2 separate regions of the Mus musculus genome follow, and region 1 is linked to region 2. Evidence: chromatin loops called from intact Hi-C (ENCODE). Cell type or tissue: heart. All regions are shown on one strand. Links, peaks and the distances in the headings refer to the core of each region. The heading gives the core; the rest is flanking DNA.

What was found. Hi-C counts contacts between places; a loop is a spot of excess contacts. Peaks named below come from ENCODE experiments on the same cell type or tissue, not always from the same donor. Only the 100,000 strongest peaks of a DNase experiment are listed, where the experiment ranks them.
Region 1: it touches region 2 in a loop (2.3-fold over the local background); 6 of 42 quality-filtered maps call a loop at or near these places.

The regions. Positions count from the first base shown.
Region 1 is chr9:61,980,801-61,993,181 of GRCm38, forward strand. Paqr5 (progestin and adipoQ receptor family member V) reads right to left here. Exons shown (of 8, transcript NM_028748.2): 2 at 8,193-8,338. The coding sequence starts at 8,243. All of the region lies in intron 1 of Gm35152 (a long non-coding RNA gene), which reads left to right. Among named protein-coding and RNA genes, the nearest start is that of Gm35152, 10 kb to the left of the region's middle. In heart, for the core only: CTCF peaks have their summits at 3,442 (motif pointing right) and 4,583 (motif pointing left); DNase peaks (open chromatin) are centred at 2,511 and 4,571; H3K27me3 peaks cover 1,073 bases.
Region 2 is chr9:61,894,691-61,907,071 of GRCm38, forward strand. Gm34974 (a long non-coding RNA gene) reads right to left here and starts at 4,082. Exons shown (of 6, transcript XR_001779199.2): 1 at 3,799-4,082. Gm35058 (a long non-coding RNA gene) reads left to right here and starts at 9,807. Exons shown (of 3, transcript XR_379526.4): 1 at 9,807-10,031; 2 at 12,109-12,281. In heart, for the core only: CTCF peaks have their summits at 3,935 (motif pointing left) and 5,321 (motif pointing left); DNase peaks (open chromatin) are centred at 3,941 and 5,311; H3K27ac peaks cover 386 bases; H3K27me3 peaks cover 5,704 bases.

The DNA of each region.
Region 1 (12,381 bases), core at 1,463-9,462, 86 kb after region 2:
GTCAATCACATTTGAGAATCTGGTCCCAGGGCTGGGAATGTGGCTCAGTTGGTGGAGAGCTTGCTTAGCAAGCACAAAGCACTGGGTTTGCTCCTCAGTCTGCCATAAGCCAGGCAGAGCAGTGTGTTCCAAGAATCCCAGCACTCGAGGGGGTCAGGAGTTTAAAAGCCATTCTTGGCTATATATGGCATTCCAGGCCAGCCTGTGCTACATGGCTAAAAGGAGGAAGAGGAGGAGAAAAGGGAGGAAGAGGAGGAAGAGGAGGAAGAAGAGGTGAAGGTCTGGTCCCAGATCTGAGGTTGGGAGAAGAGGTCTTGGTTACAGAAGCCAGGGCTGGGTACTTATTAAAAGAGCCTACCTCCATATGTCCCATTATTTTGACCTTTCCATGTATGACAAGCCCAACATGGTGCATGTGGTAGGGGCAGGATATCAGGTAGCCCCTGAGAGGTCATGGCAGGTGGATAGGGAATGAAAAAAGACAACAGCTCTCTGTGACCCAAGACAAAATGGCTTTCACTTGAGATAACACAACGGATCCACTCCTGCCCTCCCTAGAGTGAACCTCTGTTTACTGGACAGAATTGCCAGCACTCAGGTGCGCTCCTGCTCCTAGCAGCTTTGAGCACAAGAAGGCCGAAGGTTCCCTCCCCCATGACATCCCAGCCTCAGCAAAGCCCTCCTCATGGAGTTGATCCTCACAGAACACGGGCTACATACATCGAAACAGCAAAGAGAACATTTGAAAACAATTTTTGTATTCCAAGCTCAGCTTGATCCCCAACGGCAAATTACAATCATCTCCTCGTTACTCTGAAGTCTGGCTTCATTTCCAACTTCCCTCCACCCGCAACTCGCTCTGAGTTCTCAGGCACCTGCTTATTTGCACAGCAGAAGCAGTTTTTAGGGTCCCACTTTGCATCTACGGTAGCAGACTGGGCAATTTAGAGCGAAATGGAAGCGAGCTGTGTGCAGCCTATTAGGAGTAAGACCCTCCAGGTGGCCTCTTAGCTCTTTTAGCGCTTGTGGCTGGCTCAGCATCACAGAATGTTCCCTGAGACCCCGGTGCGCCCCCCAGCTGAAGCCTGAAATTCCACCCTCTGGTTTTTCTAGCTATTAAACTGCAAATCACCCAAGGGGAAAATAAATGAGTATCTCTGGTCTGCGGTAAGTAACAGATTTTGATGGTGAAAAAAGGGAAGAGGGAAGAACGGGGTGGAGAGGGAAGGGAAGACAGCTGGCTTCTAGCGTACTCTTCACTTCCTGTCCAAGTGCCACAGAATCTTCACATCCTCCTTATAAAGAAGAGTCCTGGATTGACCTCAGGATGGAGGGTGGTGGTGGTGGAGGTGGTGGCGGCATCTCTCCATGTTCCCATCAGTCTCGGGAGTCAGGCCTCAGGCCTCCACTTTCTGCCATGATGCACCCCTCCCACACTGCTAAGCAGGGACTGTTGAGAGGTACAACTGTCATCCCTTAGGGTACAGGACACTCCAGTCCTACTCTGAGAAACAGAATTATGTCTCCCTTCAACTTTACACATTAAAATACTACTACCCCAACACCCTGTATTTGAAGCTGGCCTCGAATTCCCCATGTAGACAAGGATGACCTCGGACTTCTGATCCTCCTGCCTAAGTACTGAGATGACAGGAGTGTACCACCATTCTCTGATGGAGAGCAAACCTATGGCTTCATTCATTCTAGGCAAGGGTTCTAGCTGAGCTACAACCTCAGCCCTGGCAACAGGGTCTCCCCGAGAGGATGACACTTAAAATTAAGCCATTTAGAGTGGGTTGTTATCCAGTGTGGCTGGTGACTTTCAGAAGAGGAAGTCTGGATTGACAGAGTTCCCAGGTGTGGACCCCAGTGAAGAGGCTACAAGAAGGAGGCCCCAGAGGAACAGCCCTGCCCTCACCTGATCTTGGCCTTCCGGTACCCGAGCTGAGAGGAGATAGCCAGTAGGATCTAATCCTCAGCGCTTCCTCCCTGGTTTGTCAGCGTCATCCCTAAACCGGCTCTTTGGCAGGTCACCCAAGGGTCTCACTGCACTTGGTGGCTTGTATAAGAGTCTGCAATTATTTATGTATGATTATCTGGGACACTTTTATGTAGCCCAGGCTGAACTTGAACTCATTATGTAGGTGAAACTGGCCTCGAACTCCTGAACCTCCTGCTACTGCCTCTAGAGAGCTGGAACTATAAGGCTGCCCCAGCAGGCCTGGAGGAGAGGCGGCGTTTCTAACAGGCTTCCTGGCAGACACTGACACCTCTGTCCTTGCAACCCAGCTGCCACCTCTGTGCCCAGAGTCCAGTTTCTCTCAGAAGGGGATGTTGCCTTTAAGTAAGGACAACAAGATGGAGACAGGGTAGGGTGTTAAGGTTTGAGTCTAAAATACCCCCATGGGATCATGCACTGGGGGCGTGGCTGTCTGCCACTGATGGGCCTTTGGGAAATGACTGGATACTGAGGGTTCTAACCTAGACAGACAGTGGATGGATGTCCTGATGGAAGTGTGCTCTAAGCTTTATGAGAGGTGTGGAAAGGCAGGCGGTGGGGCCTGGTTAGAGGAAGTTGATCAGTGGAGGTTACCATGGGAACTCTACCTTGTCTTGGTCCCTTCCTGTGTCCCTTTTCTCTGCTTCCTGATTGCTGTGCTGTTAGCTGCTGGGCCACACCCTCCCTGCTGTGACATACTGAAATCTCTGAGCCTACTCCTTCCTCCTTTGAAGCTGTTTGAACCAGGTGCAGTGAAAACACTAAGCTTAGCATTAGTGGCGCACGCCTTTAGTCCTAGCACTTGGGAGGCAGAGGCAGGTGGATCCCTGAGTCTACAGAGCTAGTTCTAGGATAGCCAGGGCTACACAGAGAAACCCTGTCTCAAGACAAAACAAACAAATAAACAAACAAGAATGTTATGGAACATAAACACAAAAGGACGTGAAAGGCTGGCACAGGGAAAAGACAAAAACCAGGGTGTATCTAGGTTGAGGTTTGCAGGCAGAAAGGTCAGAGTGATGCAAAGTTGCTGGATTTCAAGATGGAGCCAAGGAGTGGGAAGAGCAAGGAGCTCTTCTCTCTGCGTCTTAACTGGGATTCTGGCCCATCCACCCACAGCACACTTGCACTGTACAGGGCTGGAAGATAATGATTGCTGGTCTATTGCCCTTCCTTTTGTTTCTTCAGTGCTAGGTATGGAACCTGGGGTCTGAAGTGTGTGAGGCTGTTACATAAGCCACCAAATTTGTAAGAACTGGTTAAGGAAGTAGAAGGAAGCTATCAAAGGCCAGAATTTGACAAAAATCCCAAGCCAGGCAGGGTGCACATGGTTTGAGTTGCTTGCTGGAGTTGGTAGCTTTTTTTTTTCTTCCAGATTTTTTATTTCATGTGTGGGTTATTTTGCGTGTAATGTCTGTACATCATGTGTATGCAGTGCCTGTGGAGGCCAGAAGAGGGCGTTGCATCCCTTGGAACTGGTGTTACAGACAGCTGGAAGTTAACATGGGCTAGGAACCAAACCTGGGTCCTCTGTATAAGTAGCCAATGCGTTTATGCACTAAGCCATCTCTTCAGCCCCTGAAGGCTTTTTTTTTGGGGGGGGGGAGCAGTTCAGAGGTGTGTACTTCATTCTCTAAATGATTCCAGGATAACTTCCTAAAATATGTAGGCAATTTGACCTTAAACTATGTTCATTTCGACCAGTGAGAAGGCTAAGAAAAGTGAACATGTGGATTTCATTTAGATAAGATACACAATGATTAGAAGGAGTCAATGAAACAAGAGAGCTCCAATTTGGTCTGTTGTGGGTAATTATATTAATTATGACTATGAGTTCTCTATTGATATTTGTTATAGGATATTGTTAGCCAAAGCTTAAAAAAATGTATCTACATGTATCTATGATGGACTACATAACAAGAACCTTTATCTCAATCCTCTTTCCAAATTAGGTTGAACTATTTCACTTTATAAAGAAGTTTTAAACTAGACATTTTTGACTAAGGGTGTAGTTCAGTTGGTAGAGTGCTGTACTAAGGAGAGTTACTGGATACCAAGGAAGATTACAGAAAACTCTCAGCTGGGTGTGGCAATTCACACCTGTAACCCCAGCACTGGGAAGGCAGAGGCAGATGGCTCTCTGTGAGTTTGAGGCCAGTTTGGGCTACATAGTGACCTCCTGGACAGCCAGACCTATGTAGAAAGATGATCCTGTCTCAAAACAAATAAAAACAAAACCTCCCAATAATTCAGGGCCTTCTGCTAGTCTGCATATGGGATTCTGGTCAGAATCTATGCTGTCTCTGAGAACCATGACGTCTCTAACAGGAAACGCTCCAGTCTTGGCAGTCCCGGGGAGCAAGCACAAAGCTGTCCTCAGGAATCCAGCTTTGCTCAAGTATGCACATTCAAGAACAGAGCATCTCAAGGGAGGGGTGGCAGCAAGAGCAGGGCCAGAAATGGAGTCCCAAGGGTTGCAGAGATGGCTCCGTGATTGAGGGCACCTGTTCTTCCAGCTAACCCAGGTTCCGTTCCCAACAGGGTAACTCACAACCTAGTTCCAGGAGACTCAGTGCCCTCTGCTGGCCTCTGTGGGCAGTACATGGAGCTAAACACCCACACCCTAAAATAAAATCAAAATCTCAAAAAAAAAAAATTTTTTTTTTAAGAGGGTAGGGGGAGTGAAGTCTCAGCTAGGTGTGGTGGTGCACGATTGCAGTCCCAGCACTTAGGAGGCAGCAAGAGGAGGATCACCGTAAATTTGAGTTTGAGGCTAATCTGGTTTTATGAAGAAATTTCCTGGCAAGATGCCTTTGCACAACTGTTCAAAGGCAGAATCTGTTCTTCAGGCACGGCAGAAATAGTCAGCACTCGCCAACTCTCTGTGTGTTTCCTGTGTCTTAGGCTTGTTTGAGGTCTGATCAGAGTCAGGTGACTGTTTACGGCACGCTCCCTTTGGGCCAGAACAGTTCAAAGCAGTGCATTGCCTTGAAACTGCTTTTATTCACGTTAAAAGTCTGTTTATTTACTCACACACAGAGGACAACTAGCGTTAGCCGGGGCTTGCTTTCTACCATTTGAATCCTGGGGATTAAGCTCAGGTTGTCAGGTGATAGCTCCACAGGACTGAACTCAGACAGCGCCAGTCTTTTGGGAAACTGTTTTGGGTCAAAGGGCACAACACAATCTTGTCTTCATCATGTTCCCTTCTCAGGGTCAACCCAACCCCACCCACCAAGGATTCAAGGTCCTGGCCTACTTTTTATATTCAGGACAGTTCTGAAAGGCGAAGCCCAGGTAGAGCCCATGTATGAAGAGCTTTGTATGTATGTATGTATGTATGTATGTATGTATGTATGTATGTATGATGGCTTTGTGGGGTGGTAAGAGCCTTTGATGCCGTGGCTCCTCCCACATCCTGCCGTGGCTCCTCCCACAACCTGCCGTGGCTCCTCCCACACCCTGTCATCCTCACTTTTCACAGTGCTGTACCTGAGGACCATCCCCAGTTAACTCCCTGCCTTTCAGTTTCTGTCTCGGAGTTTGTTTCTAGGAAACCCAACTGAAGATGCCGTCCTCTCTCTTCCCCTCTGTGGTGACCTCGGAGGCCACCTGTTCCAGATGGTGCAGCTAGGAATGACTGCTGTGTAAATCTGAAGCGAAAGCAGTCTTTGACACTTCCAGTCACTGAGGTATCTGGGGTAACATGCGATTGGGTATCATGTAGCCCAGTCTGGCCCCAAATTCACTATAGCCAAAGATGACCGTGAACTTCTGATCCTCCTGCTTCTAGTTCATGAGTGCTGAGAGTACAGACATGTAGTAACTGGGATTCGAACCTGGATCCTTTTGCATTCTAGATAAATATTCTATCGATTGAGCTACATTCCCAGCCAATCCTGGGTGACTTTAAACCTCTGCTTGTCTACTCTCTAGTGCCTCGTACAGCTAGCTGTTCATAGTAAAACAGTTGAGGTGAGCTAGGTGATGGTCATGCATGCCTCAAATCCTAACTCTCCAGAGGCAGGCAGCCTGTATATAATGCAAGTTCCAGGACAGCCAGTACCACACAGAGAAACCCTGTCTCAAAATAAAGAGAAAAAAAAAAAACCTGAAGTGATCTCTAAACTAGTACCTGCAGAGCATGTCTAGAAGTAGAAGAGTGAAAACAGAAAAGTAAGAATGTGACCCTTCATCCCAAAGGACTGGAATGGAAGGCAGAAGCAGAGGAAACAGATACATTCACCCAGGACAGCTGAAACAAATACAGATCCCTCTATAGGACACCACTAGACACATCAGCAGAGACATGGGTCTCCAAGCTAGAGCTCCAACTCCAAGCTGTTTACACAAGGCACAGGGAGCGTTGAAAGGCGAAGGAAGAGAAGAGATGAGTCAAAGGATAACAAACGCAGCGGGCCTGTATTGCATCACCAGGAGGGACCCCAGACAAAGGGCACTGTGGCGATACAGGCATTTCTTCCTCGCCAGGAAGCTAACTTCTCTATGAGGCATTTAAATTGTTATTACATTTATTTGTTGTGTGTGTGTGTGTGTGTGTGTGTGTGTGTGTGTGTGTGTAGCTATGCATGCATACGTGTGCACATGTGTGTGGAAGCCAGAGGACAATCTCCAGTGTGGTTCTTCTGCAGGTACCATCCATCTTGATTTTTGAGAGTTTCTCCTTGACCTGGGGCTTACAGACAAGGTTCGGGTGACTGGCCAGTGACCCCAGGGATCCATCCCTGTCTTTCCCTAGTGTTGAGTTTACAAGCACTCACCAGTTTCTTACTTTGGTTCTGAGATTTGAACTTGGATCCACAGGCTTTTACAGCAAGCCCCTGAGCACCAGTTATTCTCCCAGCCCCTGCAACTCATCCTAACAGTGTCTTTCCTGCTCCTTTCCTCCCCTGTGACGAAGTGACCCCTCTCTCCTCTAGCTGCTTTACAAAGTACTCGTGTATGTTTGAGATCCCCATGAGCCTCAGAGGAGCCCAGTCAGGACAGAGTTGCCCACATGTCTTCTCCGGATCCTGCAGAGAAACACCTTGCACACAGGAAGAAGTCAATAAAAATGTCATGAATCCACGTCATGAATAAATCCAAGACTCACACTGTGTTCCCACTAGTCACACCCACTGATGTGTGGACAGAGAGGGGAGCGGATGGCCCTGCGATCCCAGAGGCAGGGCCCTGCTAAAAGGGCCATGGATGGTGGCTTTCTTTAGAACTTCCTGCTTTCCTCAGCTTGCCCCACCACAGCTCTGCACTGCCCATGATTCTGCCCAGTGCCATCTTCCTGGCATCACCTGGCTCTAGAGCTTCAGGTCAGAGCCTGGCAGGTCTCTACTCAGTGTCCCACTGGTGATACTGAGCGTGGATAGGGACTGTAAGATATCACTGTGTGACAAGCAGCTGAGCAGAAAGGGGCTCTCATCTACCCAGGAAATGTCCCACTACCAAACGGCATTGACTCTCAGTCCTGCAGGAAGGAAAGTGGATCCAGAGACAAGGGTACAGTCTTGTGCTTTCTCTACAAGGCAAGATAGAAGTGCACCAGTCTGGCACAGCATACAACCAAAAGGTTAGGGCTTATAGAGGCGGGGTGTCTGTGCTTGCTGTGTGTGTCAGGATGGCTCTGTGGAAAGGAGACAAGAGCCACTAACTAAGCCCTTCTCCATTGCCCAACCCTAGGCCTGGTCTGACCCTCCTGCAAGAGTGGAGGGTAGAACTGGGAATGGTGGTGGAGCCTGTAATCCCTGCACGCGGGAGGCTGAGGCAGGAGGACTGTGTGTCTGAGGCTAGATTGTCTCAAGTAAATGGAGGCATGGGGAGTATGCGACAGAACACGTCTGCAGAGCCGTGTTAAGGTGACTGCTCTCTGGCCTACTTTGGAGCACCACAGGAGGCTGAAGCCAGCCTTTCCCCACCCTGTAGCTGGTACCGCTTCCCCTGACTAGCCCACATCTGTGCTCTCTAATGACTTTGCTTCCTGATGCAGCACGAGGTTATACTGAAGGGCTACACTTTGCCAGCCTGGTCCATGGTTGGGGCAAGGGATGCTGGTTTCTGCAGGAGGTTCAGAGGGGTGCCTTGAAGACAAGGGGCCTCGTGAAAGCATCCTCAGGTCCCACATTGCAGGGGTCGATCGGCTGCAGACCCTGGAACTCAGCCGTGGAATGAAAGCACTCACCTGGGGCACCTGGTCTATGCGGAATAGCCTAGGGAGCTTTAGGCTCAGCATCTTGACACCAGGCTGGGAAAGGCAGTTGAGGTCACTCTGGCCCCTCAGCAGGTCCCACTCAGTTCTGACATACCAGGGACATCAAGGTAGCTTCCCTGAAAGAGGACAAACAAGAAATCAGGCCAGACTCCACCTAACTTCAACTGGATATGGTTTCTGGTGGTTTAACTATTGGACATTTTTCGAATGAGAGCAAATAAACAAGATTGCCAAGATTCCCAAGGGGAATGTAGCTCAGTTGGTAGAGTGCTTGTCTGACATGCGTGAGGTCCTGGGTTCAATCCACAGCACTGCATAAAACAGGCATGCTGGTACATGCCAGTCATCCTGAGGCGGTAGAGGCAGGGGGCGGGGGGAATCAGGAGTTCAAGGTCATTCTTAACCCCTTAAGTAGGCCAGCCTGGGCTACTTGAGCCCCTGTTTTTTTTTTTTTTTTTTTTTTTTTTTAGAGGGGAGGTTTTAAGACAAGATTTCTGTATAACAACCCTGGCTGTTCCGAAACTGGCTTTTGTAGACTAGGCTGGCCTTGAACTCACAGAGATCTGCCTCCTGAGTGCTGGGATCAAAGAGATGTGCAAAGATTTTTTTTTTTTTTTTTTTTTTTTTTTGAGATAGGGTTTCTCTGTGTAGTCCTGGCTGTCCTGGAACTCACTTTGTAGACCAGGCTGGCCTCAAACTCAGAAATCTGCCTGCCTCTGCCTCCCAAGTGCTGGGATTAAAGGCATGCGCCACCATGCCCGGCTGCAAAGATTTCTTAAAAGCAGTGATTCAGACCACTTCATTCCTCGCTCTGAGAATGCCAGCTGGTAAGCAATTAGATCCTTCCACGGCTGATTACTACAATACGAAAAAAACTTCAAAATCTCTATGCTAGAATTGAATCCTCAGTGTGGTATGAAGTAAGGCCTTTGGAAGGTAATGAGGTCATGAGGGTCCCACTCTTATGAATGGGATTAGTACCCTTATAAAAAAGGCCTGAAGGAGCTTTCTTGACACTGGGCCCAGGATATGGGGGGAGGGTGCAGGGGGCACAAGGAGAAGGGGCCGTCTGTGAATAGTCTCAGTATGGACTGCTTAGCCCCTAGAACTGGAAGGAATACATTTTCATTGTTTATAAACCACCGATCTAAGGTATTATAGCAGAACGAACGCAATAGAAAACAGTAGGGCTCTGAGGGACCCGAGGCCACCTATTTCTCTCTGAGGGACGAGCTGTAGGCAACTTTCCCCAGAGTTGCTGAACTGGGTAGTGTTGAGGTCATGCACTCTGCTCCACCATAGGCTGGTCTGAGGGAGGCAGAGATGTCTCAAGTCTGTGTCACCTTAGGTGACATAAGTAGACAGTGCAGGAGGGACATGAGATGGTTCAATGACCATTGACAAAAAAGTTTGCCTCCAAGCCTGAAGACCCAAGTTCCATCCCCAGGATTCTCATGGGAAGAAAAGAGAAAACAAAAACAAAAACAAAAACAAAAACAAAAAGGTTGTCTTCTGTCCTCTAGGCTTGTACTGAGGTGTCTATGCACTTACACATATGCTTGCAAAAGCACACACATACACAATAAATAAACTAAATTTTAATACATTTTAATAAAAAATGTAAAAGGGGCAAAGAGCTGTGTCCTAGTTCAAAGAAGAATAGCCTCTTCCAGGGGGCTGACCACACAGCTCTGTCACACACACACAAAAAAAAAAAAAAAAAAAAAAAAAAAAAACAGGCCAGGCAAAAGGCCAAGGAGCTTCTTGGAGACAGAGCAACTTGGAGTAAACAATAAATTTGATCAAACACAGGATTAAGGCTGTTTAGCAACTGTAAACAATATGAACTACAGACATCTAAAGTTCTCAGACAGCCCAAGAAACAGAAAAACGCTGCTTTAGCACAAAGAGGACAAAGCTAGGGACTGACCACAGTGTCTCTCTGCCATCACCCCTGGACTGAAGCCTCCTTAGAGCCTTCCTCATGTCCCCATCAACAGGAATCTTTCCCTGCCTCCGAGGGACCTCCCTAAATCACATTCCTCCTGGGACCTCTGTGGCTGACCTGACACACGCACAGAGAGAGAGAGAGAGAGAGAGAGAGAGAGAGAGAGAGAGAGAGAGAGAAATGAAAGGAGGACAATTAGATAAGACATGACAACCTCTGATCTCTACACACACACACACAAACACACACACAAAAACACACACACACTCGAGAATTGGCTTTAACTAAAGAGAATACATCCTAGCACAAAGCACTAAGACCACATTTCTCCTGAGCACAGGGAGATGCTGGAAACGGGATGTTTGGGATGTGTGTGGTCTGGATGGCAAGTAGGGAGCCACTCCTGCCAACTCAGCAAGCTGAGGCCACATCCCAGATAAGACAGAACTTGACTGACCTGTTTCAAAAGTGCGAAGCTTCCGCTGTTATAGTCTTACAGTAATGAAGCTTCTCCTATGACTAGGTTGTTAGCCCACATCTAAATTGTCCATCTTCATGTTTGTTAACAATTGCAAAAGACCAGTGGCTGATGGTGGGAAATCACAGCACACAGCTGATCTTAAGCTTTCAGACATCACGGAGCCTAGAATTAACTCCCTGATCCTTTCAACTCTACCTGCTGGGAAACATGCTCTTCATTTCACAGACCCTAGAAAAACCAGACTGCAATTTGCCAACATTGCAGGGTGGGTTGCTGTGTCAAGGACAAGCTTGTTCAAGGGTTTCTGTTCAACTTTTCATTCAGTTGTGTGGTAGAAACACTGATAAAAAGGCAACTTAGGGGCAATAGGTTTATTTTAGCTAAAATTCCCAGGCTGTAGCCCATCACTGCAAGGAAGACAGTGGCAGGAGTTTGAGAGAGCTGGTCACATTATATCCACAGTCAACAATAGAGAAATGAATGCATGCTCACTTGATTGCACTAAGTTCACTTTCTTCACTCTTAGGCAGTCCAGGAACCCCTGCCTAGGGAATGGTGTCACCCACAGTGGCTTGATTTTCCTGCATCAATTAATTTAAGATAATTTTACACAAACATGCTCAAAGGCCAACCCAATGTAAACAATCCCTCATTAGGGCTCTCAAGTTGTGTCAAGTTGACAATTAAAGTTAACCATCATAGTTTCTAAGGTAAAATCCAAACACATCAAAAAGATACATCTTAGTAGTGTTTCATATAAGACTTCATCTTCCTGGAGTTCTTTAAGAGAAGGGTGAGATGTTTCTCAGTTAGTAGAGTGCTTGCTCAGCACACACAAAGCTCTGGGCTTGATCCTGAGCACAGCATAAAGCCACGTATAGTAGTTAGTACCCACTTATAACCGCAGCACTCAGGAGGCAGAGGCAGAAAGATAAGTTCAAGGTCATGCTTGGCTATACAGAGAGTTCCAGGACAGCTTAGGAAATGAGAGACACTATCTCAAAAATAAAGTGGATGTTGTTCTGAAATAGCCTTAATAAAATTCATGAGAATAAAATTATAACCACCACCACCAACAAAACCTAAGATACCTACTAAATACTGCCATATATGCTGGTCCAAAAGAAACTGGTGAGTTGTTTTCCCAATGACAGGTTCCAAGCTTTAATAAATTTTAATAGTATGAATGTACCAATAACTAGTTATATTATTAGCACAAATTTATTAATTTGGTCAAGTACACATATAGAATCTCAATTCTATTTAATCCAGTAATTAAAAATGTTTCCTCATATTGCATAGAAGTAAATGTGCCAAAGTCTTCATCTGTGTCATCCAAGACAACCTCTTCTTTATAAATACTGTCACTTTTTTGAGTTGCCTCATACAATTTGACTAAAGAATATTGTTTAATCCTTTATCCATGATATTAGCAGTTTTTAACCTGTGGGCCTTGACCCCTTTGGGGGTGGTGGAATCACATATCAGATACCCTGCATATCAGATATTCATATTGTAATTCATAGTGGCAGCAAAGTTACAGTTATGAAGTATTATGGAAATAATTTTATGGTTGGGGGTCACCACTACATGAACTGTATTAAAGGGTCACAGCATTAAGAAGGTTGAGAATCACTGCATTATCCAGAGGCTCAGAAAACAGCATCTTAAAACACAACTCCTCATCGAGCTGAGCAGTTTAAACTGAAGGAGACTAGAAGGGCCCAGAA
Region 2 (12,381 bases), core at 2,000-9,999:
TCGTGTGCCAAGCAAGCTCTTTACCAACTAGGCCACATGCCCAGCTAGACAATGAGGAATTGAATGGCTCCTGGAATTCTTGCCCACAGCCTTTGGTTAGCAAGTGTCTTGGGCCACAGCCGTATTGCTGACGTAGGATTACAGACACCTACTCTAAGGCCCTAGACCATTAGAAGACACGGTCAAGACCACACGGTGACCTACCTGCATGGACGGCTGCTGCCAGTGTGGGACTATAAATGTTTCCCTCTTCCTCACACACCTTCCTCCAGGCAAAGGACAGCTGGGAGGTTCTAACTGACTCCCCAGTGCTCAGGGCCCAGCTAGGTGCTCCCCACAGGCAGAGGGAACTGAGAGGAGGACTCACAGATTCTTTGAGCTTTGGGCGACTGTGGGCTGACCACCGTCACCAGGAGGTGCTTCTCGCCCTCTGGCCTGGGTGAGTAGATGAAAGAACAGCCCAGGCAGGCTTTGCTCAGAAAGATCTGGTTTCACCTTGAAGCTTTTTCCAGCATAGCTGGCCAGCAGAGATTAAGATCTCAGAGACCAACGTGACTGCTGGAACGGTGATTGGTCCGTTCTCCGGTGCTTGCCTCCTGAGAAAGGCAGTTTGTTTGAGATCTGACTCCAACCCGCAGGGGGAAACTATGCCAGGCCACACTGGAGCTGACAAGTGGAGAGAGAGAGAGAAAGAGAGAGAGAGAGAGAGAGAGAGAGAGAGAGAGAGAGAGAGAGAGAGCCACGCTAGCTAGCTAGAGAGGACCCCAATCTGTGCCTCAGGCTCTTCCTGCGGTCAGTGGGTCCTCTTGGGAGAGATTTCCAGCCTAGCAGTTGCCTTGATTCTACTGGAGCCAGTCTGTGTTGCGAGGAATCCAGTTGGAAAGGCAACCTGAGTTCTGTCCCTTCCTTGCAGGAAAGAAACAACTTCACAAAGCTGCCCTCTGACCTCCACATGCACACCTAAGCTCCACACACAACAATGAGTAAAAGTGATACAGAGGGGCTGAAAGCCTGCAAAGATCTATGACAGAATGGAGCATACAGCCTTCTAGCACTCAAAGACAGGGTCTTCTCGGGCTCTTTCGCTCTGTGCCCAGCTCAGTCTGGATCTCTAAGATTCATCCCCTCCACTCCCTTGTACCCATGGCTTCTTGGCATCGCTCAAACTCCTCGGCTTCCCTCATCCAACTGGCCTTGAGGCCACCAGCTTCAAGCTGCCAGGTATCATCTGCTAATTGCCACCCCCCCAACACACACACACACACACACACACACACACACACACACCTTCCATCCAGCCCAATTGTCCAGCCTGAGAGGCTAAGAAGTAGGACCTGACTGGACACTGTCCTAGAGGTCCAGTGGACTCAATGCATCAAAGATGGGGTGGGAAGATAGAGTCCTGAGCAGTGACAGTTTCCATGAGGAAGATTCCCTGTGGGCAGCCTCCTGCTGGGTGTCCCCTGCTGATGTAAGCATCCATCCTGTTCTTCCACTCCCAGGAAGTGTTCTAGAGATAGGCATGGCCCAGAGCCTGGGGAAGCCATCTAAGAGACCTACGGAGCATCACACCAAAAGAACAGCGAAAACACATTGTGGCTCTGTCAGAAGCCAACAGCTCTGTTCTCCCCACGACAAACACAAGCACAGACAGGTTTCTTGTTTGTTTGTTTGTTTGTTATTGAGACAGGGTTTCTCTGTGTAGCCCTGGCTGTCCTGGAACTCACTCTGTAGACCAGGCTGGTCTCAAACTCAGAAATCCACCTGCCTCTGCCTCCCAAGTGCTGGGATTAAAGGCGTGCGCCACCACTGCCCAGCCACAGACAAGTTTCTAAGAGACCCTCACACACACCTCAGGTCTGCTTGCCCAGGCCCTGAGCTGGCACCGGCACTCTGCCTTGCTCCCAGGGAAGTGCCTAATCTGGTCTCCAGCCTGAGCTCTGTAAACAACCAGCAGGTGTATTTACTGAGAGCCCTTGACCTTCTGAAGGGAGGCAGGGACAGGATCACAGACAACTCCTTGAGTGCAGCCAGCAGTGTCCATATGCAAAATGACTTGTCCAGTAAACCAGTCCAGTGCCCTGCATTAATTAGCACAGCTCCAGGACAGACCTGAGGTCCTGAGGCAAAGCCCAGAGTCACCTTAAACCCAGGGAGCCTGACCTCCCAACTGAATCTTGCCACAGTCACCACAAGAATCAGGAAAAGGCCCTGGACCTCTTGGTCTCTTCCCAGTGCACCGAGTAAGGTCTTGCAGGCTTGGAAGGCATCAGTGGCGCATGCCTCCTCCTGTGCACGGAGCACAACCTCAGGTATACCCAGGAGGTATAAACAAAACAGTATGTATGAGAGGGATGGAGGGACTTCCCTAAAACAATTAGTAGACTGAATTAAGTTGTATTCTAAATTACTTGAAGGTGAGATGAAGGGAAAGGTGCCCTTGGCCATTGCTAACGCTGAATGGCAGAGTTCTGTGCAGAGTGACCAGTGACCGCTTGTTAATGTCCCTATTAGTCTTGCCGTGACCAGGAAGCAAAGCCATAAGCTTTTTACAGCCGGACATGATTGTGTGTAGCGCATATAAACACGCTGGTCTGTTTTTCCTAGATTTTAGAATATTGGTTAAGAGACTTGCCCTGACAAGTTACAATATAATTTTCCCCCTTGAAAAATAATAGAAAAGTGGGGTATGGTGACTAATACCCATGACTCCAAAACTCTAGAAGTAGAGGCAGGAGGATCAGAACTTCAAGGTTATCTTCAGCTACATAGTGAGTCTGAGGCCAGTCTGGAATATATGAAAGTCTGTCTCAGATAAATTTTTCCTTGCTGAAACAAAACAAATCAAAATATTAAAAACAAAAGTTTTCAAATATGAAACTAAGGGGCTGTGGAGATGAGGTTTCAGTAAGTATTAGACCTGAGTCCAGGTCCCCAGAACCAACTCAAAAACCAAGCAGGGCTGCGAGCAGCTGTCACCCCAGCACTAGGGGGACAGAGACATCACGCGTGCTTGCTGGCCAGCAAGCCTAGCTGAATTGGTGAGCTCTGGGTTCCATGAGACACTCTATCCCAAAAACCCAGGTGCAGAACAGCAGAGGAGGACCCCAGATGCTAACCTCTGCTTCCACAGAGCATCCTAGTCACACACATTCAGACTCTCACCCCCTATTTCCCAGAGACTAATGAATTCACACACTTCCAGGTCAAGGGATTTGTGTCATCTAGGAAAGTAGAATCACACAATATGTACCTAGCTTTATCACTTTCAACGTTCATCCCCATCCCAGACAAGTGAGAGATTGGAGGCTGGAGAGATGGCTCTGTGGTCAAGAGCACTGGCTGCTCTGCCAGCGAGTCCTGGATTTGATTCCCAACAACCACATGGCGATTCACAAGCATCTGTAACTCCATTTTCAGGGGATCTGATGCCCTCTTTTGGCCTCTGTGGGCACCAGGCACACATATGGTGCATAGACATTCATGCAGACAAAACACACACACACACACACAATTTTATATATATGTATATATATACATATACATATATATATATATATATATATATATATTTCTGAGGAACAACACTCAAGGCTGACCTTTGGCCTCTGCAGACATATTCACACATATGCATGCATGAACACACACACACACATACACACACACACACACACACACACACACACACACACACGGTGGGGGGGGGGGGAGGCAGGTCGACAAAGCTGCAAGAGGTTAAAAGACTTACCCAGAGTCACAAATCAAGAAAGAGGAAAGAAGAGATTCCAAAGTACCTACCTTATGAACCTCCGGTCCTCAGCTCTCAGGCAGAATTCCCTCACTGGCCTCGTCCAGGCTGAGCCTCTTTCAGAAAAGCCCATCCCTTCTCTGGAAAGCAGCGGCTCTCTGCTGGTGCCACGGCGCCCCCTGCTGCCCACTCTCATTCCCTCCTGCTGGATCAGTTCCCACTGTTCAAAAGACGATCCTGATCTCCACTTTCTCACTAAACTCCTTTACCCTCTTGAAGTCCCTCCTGGAGCTTGGGGGAAAAAATCAGGGAAACGTGGACATCTCTGGTCTTCCAGTCTTTGACAAAAAGGACAAAACACCCTCGTATTCTCCCACCCCTCCAGCCACCAATAAGGAAAAGAGCAACTCTGGATTCTGTCAGAGACTGGCAGGGCACCCTAACTCCAGCTCTTCCTACTCTTCAGGCGTGGGTAAACTGAGTCTTAAGTTCCTCATCTGCAAATCAGACCCCACATGCAGGGATGGGGGGTGGTGGTGACAAGACTGTATGTCTAGCACCCAGAGTCTGGCAAGTACCAAAGACAGACCCTCTCTTTCCTGACCCACTTCCTCTTCTGGCTAAACAGACACCATAGGCATCTAGCCATCACCTGCTTTCCTTCAATTATCACCCTAGGATACAAGGCACAACAGAGAAACTAAGGCTCACGGGCATAGAGCATTTTGCCTCAAATCATGTAGCTGGCAAAAGCCAATGACAAGATTTCAACCCAGGCGGCCTGACTCTAGTTGCTAGACTCACAGTCACCTTGCCACGGGGTATTCCACTGTGCAGCAGAAACCATGATGATGTCTCATATACTGTCGAATGTGTGGAGTCCGTGCCAGGAAGGGTAGGCAACAAGAAGAATTCACAGCACTGAAGAATTTACTATGATAAACAGGGTGATGGGGTCCATCCCTGCAGGCATCCTAGAGAAGGCACAGGCTGAGCCAAATCTCAATACAGCATTTCTGGAGATTTGTGGAACCAGCTGTCCTCCTGAGAAATGTGCACCCAGAAAGGCTGACATCTCCCAATGTCACAGGATCCTAGGAGGGAAAAATGGCTGGCTGGGTCTTCGACATAATGAACACATGGGTGGTGTATCCACCCAGGCCAGGCACAACGTCAAGTCATCACCCTGACTGTAGCTGCCACTGCCACTCTAGTGCCCTTGCACCTGAGAAAACAAGACATCTGAGTGGGTGGCTTTCTCAAGACCTCAGTTTCGAGTGACAACTCAAACGCAGGCAGCCCAGAGTCAGAACCCTGTGCCGCACACACCGAAGCCTCATGCGGCTCCCCTTCCTGGGTCCTCACTCTCCTTTCAGCTCTATACGGATGATCCTCCTGGGCGCGCTCCCTGGAGACTTCGTAAAACTCAATTAAAAAAACAAAACAAAACAAAAAACAAAAAACTGAACTCCACCTCTTTCCCAGACTTCAGAAAGAGCCAAAGACGCTTGGATAATGAGGAAACCCGATCTGATCCGACGAGTCCCAAGTCGCTGCTGCCCCCTGCTGCCCAAAAAGAGAACGCCACGGACTCAGCCCTACAGAGTACCTGGGAGGCCGCCTGTGAGAAAGGCACAGGTAGCCCTTGAGTTTATTTATTTCTATCATCAACCGACAGATGATGATGGTGTATATTTTCAGTGTACCACGTGGCATGTGATAACTGTAGAACAAGTGGAGATAAATAACGTATCCATCGCCCACAATTCTTATTTTCCACGGTGAGAATGTTTTAAGCTCACACTTTGTAAGTTTACAACACGTTAGTGCTAACTCTAACCACCACGCCATGCAACAGACCTCAGGAATCTCATCCCCTCTGCCTGAATGATCCATAGAGCCCAGTTCTACTACCACTCCCCCCTCCGTTTCTGCTAAATACCATCCTACATGCTCCATTCTGAAGCCAGGTATGATGACACACCTTCCTGTAATCCAAGCACTGGGGAGTCAGAGGCAGGAGGATCACCATGAGTTTGAGGGCAACCTGGTCTATGTAGTAAGTTACATAGCAGGACTTTGTCTCAACTCCCTCCATCCCCACCAAAAATATATACGTTCAGGTTCACCATTGCTGCTGTCTAGTACCTGGCTGATAGGAAGCCACGTTCTCAGTGGGGAGAAAGTAACTCTCTGTCCCTGAGCTGCATCCTCAGCTCAATTCAGCAGTCTCTGACTCCACACAAGCAGTTTCTCATGTCTTTCCAGGCTGCTATCATGAGTGACAGGACTTCCTTCATGAAGGCTGACTAATAGGCCCCTGTGTCTCCGGAAAACTTCCAGCCTACTGTGTGTTGATTTACTTTATTACAGGGGACCCACAGACCACAGCACGCATGCGGAGGTCAGGGGGCAACTTTTTATGGGTTCTGGGGGGGTTCAAACTTAGGTCATTGGGTTTTTGGTTTGTTTGTGTTTTGTTTTGTTTTGTTTTGTTTTGTTGGTTTTTCAAGACATGGTTTCTCTGTATAGCCCTGGCTGTCCTGGAACTCACTTTGTAGACCAGGCTGGCCTCGAACTCAGAAATCTGCCTGCCTCTGCCTCCCGAGTGCTGAGATTAAAGGTGTGCACCACCACGCCCGATGTTCATTGGGGTTTTATAGCAAACACTTTTTATTCACTGACCCATATCACCAACTTCCAATCTATTGAGAGCCGATGGTTTATGTAAAATGGAATAAAGATTAATTAGAGGAAGAGGCAAGAAGGCAACTGAGCACGAGGTCTGTAAATCCAACAACTGAGAAGGCTGAAGCAGAGGATAACAAGCTCAAGGGAAGCCTGGGATGCAAACTGAGTTCAAAGCCAGCCTAGGATCCTGTCTCAAAAGGAAAGCACATTGTTGTACTCTGGTAGGACTCTTATTTGGAACCTGAAAGAAGGGAAGCGGGAGGAAAGAGAAGGGAGAGGAGGGAAGAAGAGGAGGAGGAGGAGGAGGAGGAGGAGGGAGGGAGGGTTAGGAGGAGGAGAAGGGATGAGGAGGAGGGTGAGGAGGAGAAAGAACCAGAGGCTGCTTGAAAGGCGTCTTTTGTATTCAGTAACTTAGCCACTTTTTTGCGAGCCAGCATGTGCCCCCAGGCCACAGTGGTCCTAAGCACACAAAGAAAGCCAGAGGTTCCTGGGCCAGCATGAGGGCTCCATCTCCTGAATAGTTAACCACTCATAGGCAGCAGGGCTCTCTTGGGCCACTCCTGTGACTCAGCTCCAGGTCAAAAGCAGAAGTGGGGATGTCTCAGGGGCCCAGGGGATACCCCTGAGGACAGTGGTCCCTGAAGTAGCTGGAACTACAGGTGTTGTCCACAACCACACTGTAGGCTGTGTTAGTGAGGGAGGCATGAGATCAGTTCACTGTGCAAGACTTGCCCGGGGTCAAGGCCAGCAGAGTCTCGTGTCTCCAGGAATGGTTTCTTAATAGCTGAGGCAAGGACCTAAGAGCGCAGCGCTATGGAGAGTGTGCAGGAAGCACAGGCAACTGAAAGCCTCCTGTCTAGAAAGCAAGGTATACTTGCCCTTCAAAATCAGCCCAGGAGGAAGAAGATGGCTTGTCAAAGACCCATTCACCAGCCCCACCCTCAGGAACCCATTGGTCGCTTTGAAAACCTCCTTGGAACAGGAAAGATGGTTCAGTGGTGGTTAAGAGCAATGGCTGCTGTTGCAGAGAACCCAGGTTCAATCCCCAGCACCTATATGGTGGCTCACAACCATCTGTAACTCTGGTTCCACAGTCTGACCTCTGCAGCCAGCAAGGATGCACAGAGCAATCAGACAAATGTCACAGCCACTAATCAGGAATCTTGATGCTGAGTCCTGTGGCCACACATCAAGTACTCTCCCGGAACACCATCTTCAAAAATGTACATGTACCCAAATGTACCCAGAAGGGCTGGGTGCACGGAAGTCCCTCCTAGATCTAGAAAGTCATGCTCCTTTCAGAAGCCTAGCAGCCACCCTGTGTGGAAATAGCCAGCCTAATGCACAGCCAAGAGGAGAAATGAGGCAAATGGGCATTCACAGGGTTTCAGTCTGCAGAGGGGGGCAAGGATGATCCAAAGCCTGGGAGACAGGGAAATGCTCTGGGCTGGGTGAGCATCGAGATGCTGTGGAGAGGAGCTGAGCTAGGGGTTGCCTGGCAACAGCATCGGCTGGCCCTAGCAGCATCTGAAGAGAAATGAACCACACTTGCCACAAGAAGCGCCCTTAAGACCTGGCCCCTAGCCCAGAGACTTGCTTCTACGTTTTCCTCACCAACACCTCAGCTTCCAGAAAGGAAGCAAACGCCTGTGCGATGAGAAGCGAACGTTTCCCACCCTAGGGGCCAAGGTGAACAGCTATGGAGTTCCTGCCGACAGAGAAAAGTAATCAATTTTTCATTACCCAGGGAAGGCAACAGGATGTCTTGGATGTCAACAGTTTCTGGGCAACAAAGACAAACCCAATACACAGGGCACCTCACCTGAAAAGACATTCCAGTTACAAGCACCTGCTGGGATAGAGAGGAGGGGAGGAGGCAGGAGAAGCAGCAGAAGCCACCTCAGCCTCACAGCTGAACCTGTGATAGGCAGATCCTGTCAGACGATGACCCAAGTAGAGCCACCTTAGGGACGGTTTGGACACAAGATGGCACAGGTGGAAGAGACCAGTCACTGCGGTGTGCTCATTCACTCAACGAGTCGTCTTGAATACTCCAGCATGACGGCTCAGAGGTACACACCCAGACAACTGCCCTGAACCATAAAAATGGACACCGAGACCAGGTGTGATGGTACACATCCTGAATCCCCAGCCCTTGGTAAGCAGAGGCAGGCAAATCTCTGTAAATCTAAGGCCAGCCTGGTTTAGATAAGGAGTTGTCCAGACTAGCAAGGAGCTACATAGTGAGACCTTGCCTAAAGAAATAGAGCAAAGGAAAAAAAAAAAGAAAATAGAAGAGGAGGAGAAGGAAGAAGAGGAGGAGGAGGGGGAGGAGGGCGGGGGAGGAGGGGGGAAGGAGGAGGAGGAGGGGACACTGAAAGCCAGAGAAAGAAAGGGACTGTCCCAAGATCCCAGGACCACTAAGAGTACAGATGGAATTGAACCCACAGCCCCTTGGGCTGTGGGAGTGTGCCATGGTCCCCAAATATTGCAGGATCACATGTGGTCTTGTAAAGAAAAACCAAGGAGCCTTTCAGAGGCCTTCGGAAAAGTGCTCAGCTGCTGAAACCCAAAACCTAAAGGAGAGCTTTGTGCTACCAGGGTTGTTAGGACCAGACAGAGCCTGGGCCCTGTTAGTGCCAGAGAGCTACGTTTGGCCACCCCCACCTTCAATAGGCCAGTCAAACAAGCAAGTCACAGTGAAGAGACGAGAAGGGGGATTTTTTTCAACATGGATACTTTGGGGGGGGGCACATAATGAAGCCCAGAGAATGCCCAAGTCCATCTTGGATCTTGACACAAGATTTAGGCTTAATTAGATGGCAAAAGGTATGCCCAGGTGAACAGCTCTGGCCAAGCAGTGCTCCTGCCCATCACTGGCTGGGCTTCCCCCTGGCTGGCACCAGGTCTGACTTTTCCTTCTCCCTTCACAAAATCCTGGGGGGAAATTCCAACTTCTTGGGGTCCACTGTTTAAATAGTGTAAAAGCCAAAGTGGGGGCACAAGTGTCTCTTTCGGATGTCCTCATTCCTGCCGGGACAGTTTCGAGTTGGAATCTCTTCTGTGTGGACAGTATTATTTTTACCTCAGGGGGTGATTCTAACCAAAACAGATAGCATGGCCCTTTCCAGGCAAGTTCCTAGCGCTGTGTCAGGCCCGTGCTCCCAGGCTGTCTTCTGTGTTTGTGTTACCCGGTGAATGTCAACGAAGGCTCAAGAATAAGTCAACACGAGGCTCCCTGTCTATGCCAAGACTTGTTAGCAGAGTAAACGGTGTGCTTAGCCTGTCTTAGAAGAATCTTTGCTGAGTAAACAGGAGGAAGGGTTTGCTTGAGAACAAACAGAGCGAGGAGCTGAGGTGGCCCTGGGGCAGAAAGGTGACTCCACCACCCCAGCCAGAGAGAGAGGGAAGCCAAGCTGGGAGTCCTTGAAAGTCCTTGGTGAAAAGGCCAGGAGGTTGAGGTCCAGGGAAGAACTGAGGCTGGCCAATGTCACACCACAGCTCCCCCTTCAAGAAGCAAAAGAAGGCCTCTCTCTTCCACACAATCTCCGCTCTCCCTGTTTCCCGCTCCAGGAGCCACCTCTTCTAGTGGGTAAGCAAAAGCCCAGAGCCCGGCAGGATCCCCCGGGAAGCAAAAGCCCAGAGCCAGGCAGGATCCCCCAGGAAGCAAAAGCCCAGACCCGGGCAGGATCCCCCAGGAAGGAAGACCAGAATCGAGCTCACTGGCTCTGAAGTCTTAAGACACTGATGTCTTGACCTCCTCAGGAAAGTGTATTTCAAGAGGGCTACAAGGAAACCAGGCTCCAGCTTTGTAATTCCAGTACTTGGTAGGAGCAGGCAAAGAGGGGTAGGTGAAGAAGGCAAGCCTTGCCTATATACCAAGTTTAAGGCCAGCCTGGGCTTCAGGAAGCCCTGTCTCAAAAACAAAACAGAAAGCTGAAATGGTGGCAGCTGTGACCCAGCAGAGGTGGGTGTGGCTTAGTTAGGAGAGAGGCTGTCTTGTATACATGACACTTTGGGTTCCATCCCAGATACCATATAAATTGGGTGTGGGAGTGCAGGCCTGCAGACCCAGCACTCAGAGGGAGGCAACAGGATAGGAGGTTCAAGGTTACCTCAGTTACATAGGCGGTTCAAAGTCACGGGCTGAGTGAGACCCTGTCTCCAGAAAATAGGATGGAGGAGGAATACGGCAGAAGTAGGAACACACTTTTGAAGGTGTTTATTTATTTATTTTGTGCTTATGTACACGTGTGCACGTGTGTGCATGCCGTGGCATACCCGTGGAGGACAGAGGACAGCGTATAACGTGCATTTTGTCTTTAAGTGTTTACCCTGATTCAATATTGTCAGGCTCGGGATGGGGGAATGTTGTTGGAGGCACTGTGAATAAGGAAACAAGCCTTAACAGCACCGGATCTCATAACATACCTTTCCACTTCCTTCTTGGCATCATTCACATAAGGTTCTCATTTCCCCAAGTAAAGAGACACCTCGGCCTGAAACCCTTGGCCCATATAAACCTGTCAATCTTAAAACTAACTTGGATCCAACCACCGGCTAACATTGTCTCAAAGAACTTATTGTCACAGATACACACAGAACCTCCCAGTGTTCCGATTCCCATTTAATATACGGAGTCCTCCATCCTTGTTCACAAAGGGACTTAAAGGCTTAGATCAAAGTGCAGATATGCAGCCAAGTCAATGGAAGAGCCAAGTAAATCAACCAAGAAAAACCAGCATCAAGGAGGGGAGGAGGGAACAGAGGCACTGTCTGTGTGGATCATTTCTGCCAAGAGATGGGGCCATCAATCCTCCGGATGAATTTCCCAGTGGCTGAGAGACTAAGTCACAAAGCGCCTGTCGTGCTAAAAGGGGATGGGCTGGCAAGGTGGCTTGTTCCTGAACAAGAATGCAGACTGTGTTCAGATACCCAGAACCCACAGAAAGGTAAAAGGAGAGGACTAACTCCTGCAAGCTTCCGTGCTCTGACCTCCACATGCGTGTCCTCGAACATGCGCACACCCACACCATGTGATAGTGATTTAGAAATAAAAACAAGCCGGGCAATGGTGGCACACGCCTTTAATCCCAGCACTGGGGAGGCAGAGGCGGGTGGATTTCTGTCTTCGAGGCCAGCCTGGTCTACAAAGTGAGTTCCAGGACAGCCAGAGCTATACAGACAAACCCTGCCTCAAAAAAAAAAAAAAAAAAAAAAAAAGAAAAAGAAAAAAAAAAACCAAAAGAAATAAATAAATAAAACAAATAAAAGGGTTCTAGAGAGACGGCTCAAAGGATAGGAGTGCTTCCTGGTCTTCAGAGGACTAGAATTTGGTTCAGGCCCAGCCTAGCCTACAAAACAAGTTCTAGAACAGCTAGGTTACACAGAGAAACCCTGTCTCTCATATATATATAAGACCTGGAGGTTCAGGCTTTTATTCTCAGCACTTGAGAGGCAAAGACAGATGGATCTCAGTGAGTTCAAGGACAGCCTGGTCTAAATAGTAAGTTCCAGGACAGCCAGATCTGCACAGTGAGACCCTATCTCAAAAAATAAATATAATAACATAAAAATTAAAGGAAGATAACAATTATAACAATCAATTTTCCAGATGACACAAACTTTGTCCCAGGTCTCTATTTCTCAAGAACTTTTCTTATTTACAGAACACAGCAACATTTCTGAAGGTTCCTGGCAAAAGCAGAACTGGTCCTCACGTGGCCGTTTCTTCCAAGAAGCCGGGAAGGGCACAGGGCACACCAGTTTGCAAGATGGCTCAGCCAAATCTTTGGCTCAGACTAGAGGCGCGTTTGAGAGTACGAAGAGGAAATCCAAGCGTGTGAGAGTAAATTACGAGGGAGCTAAGACCAAATTCAAGTGTGCTTGGCTTCCTCTGGACAAGACCTCAGGTTGACACACAATCTTGTCTTCTCTTACCA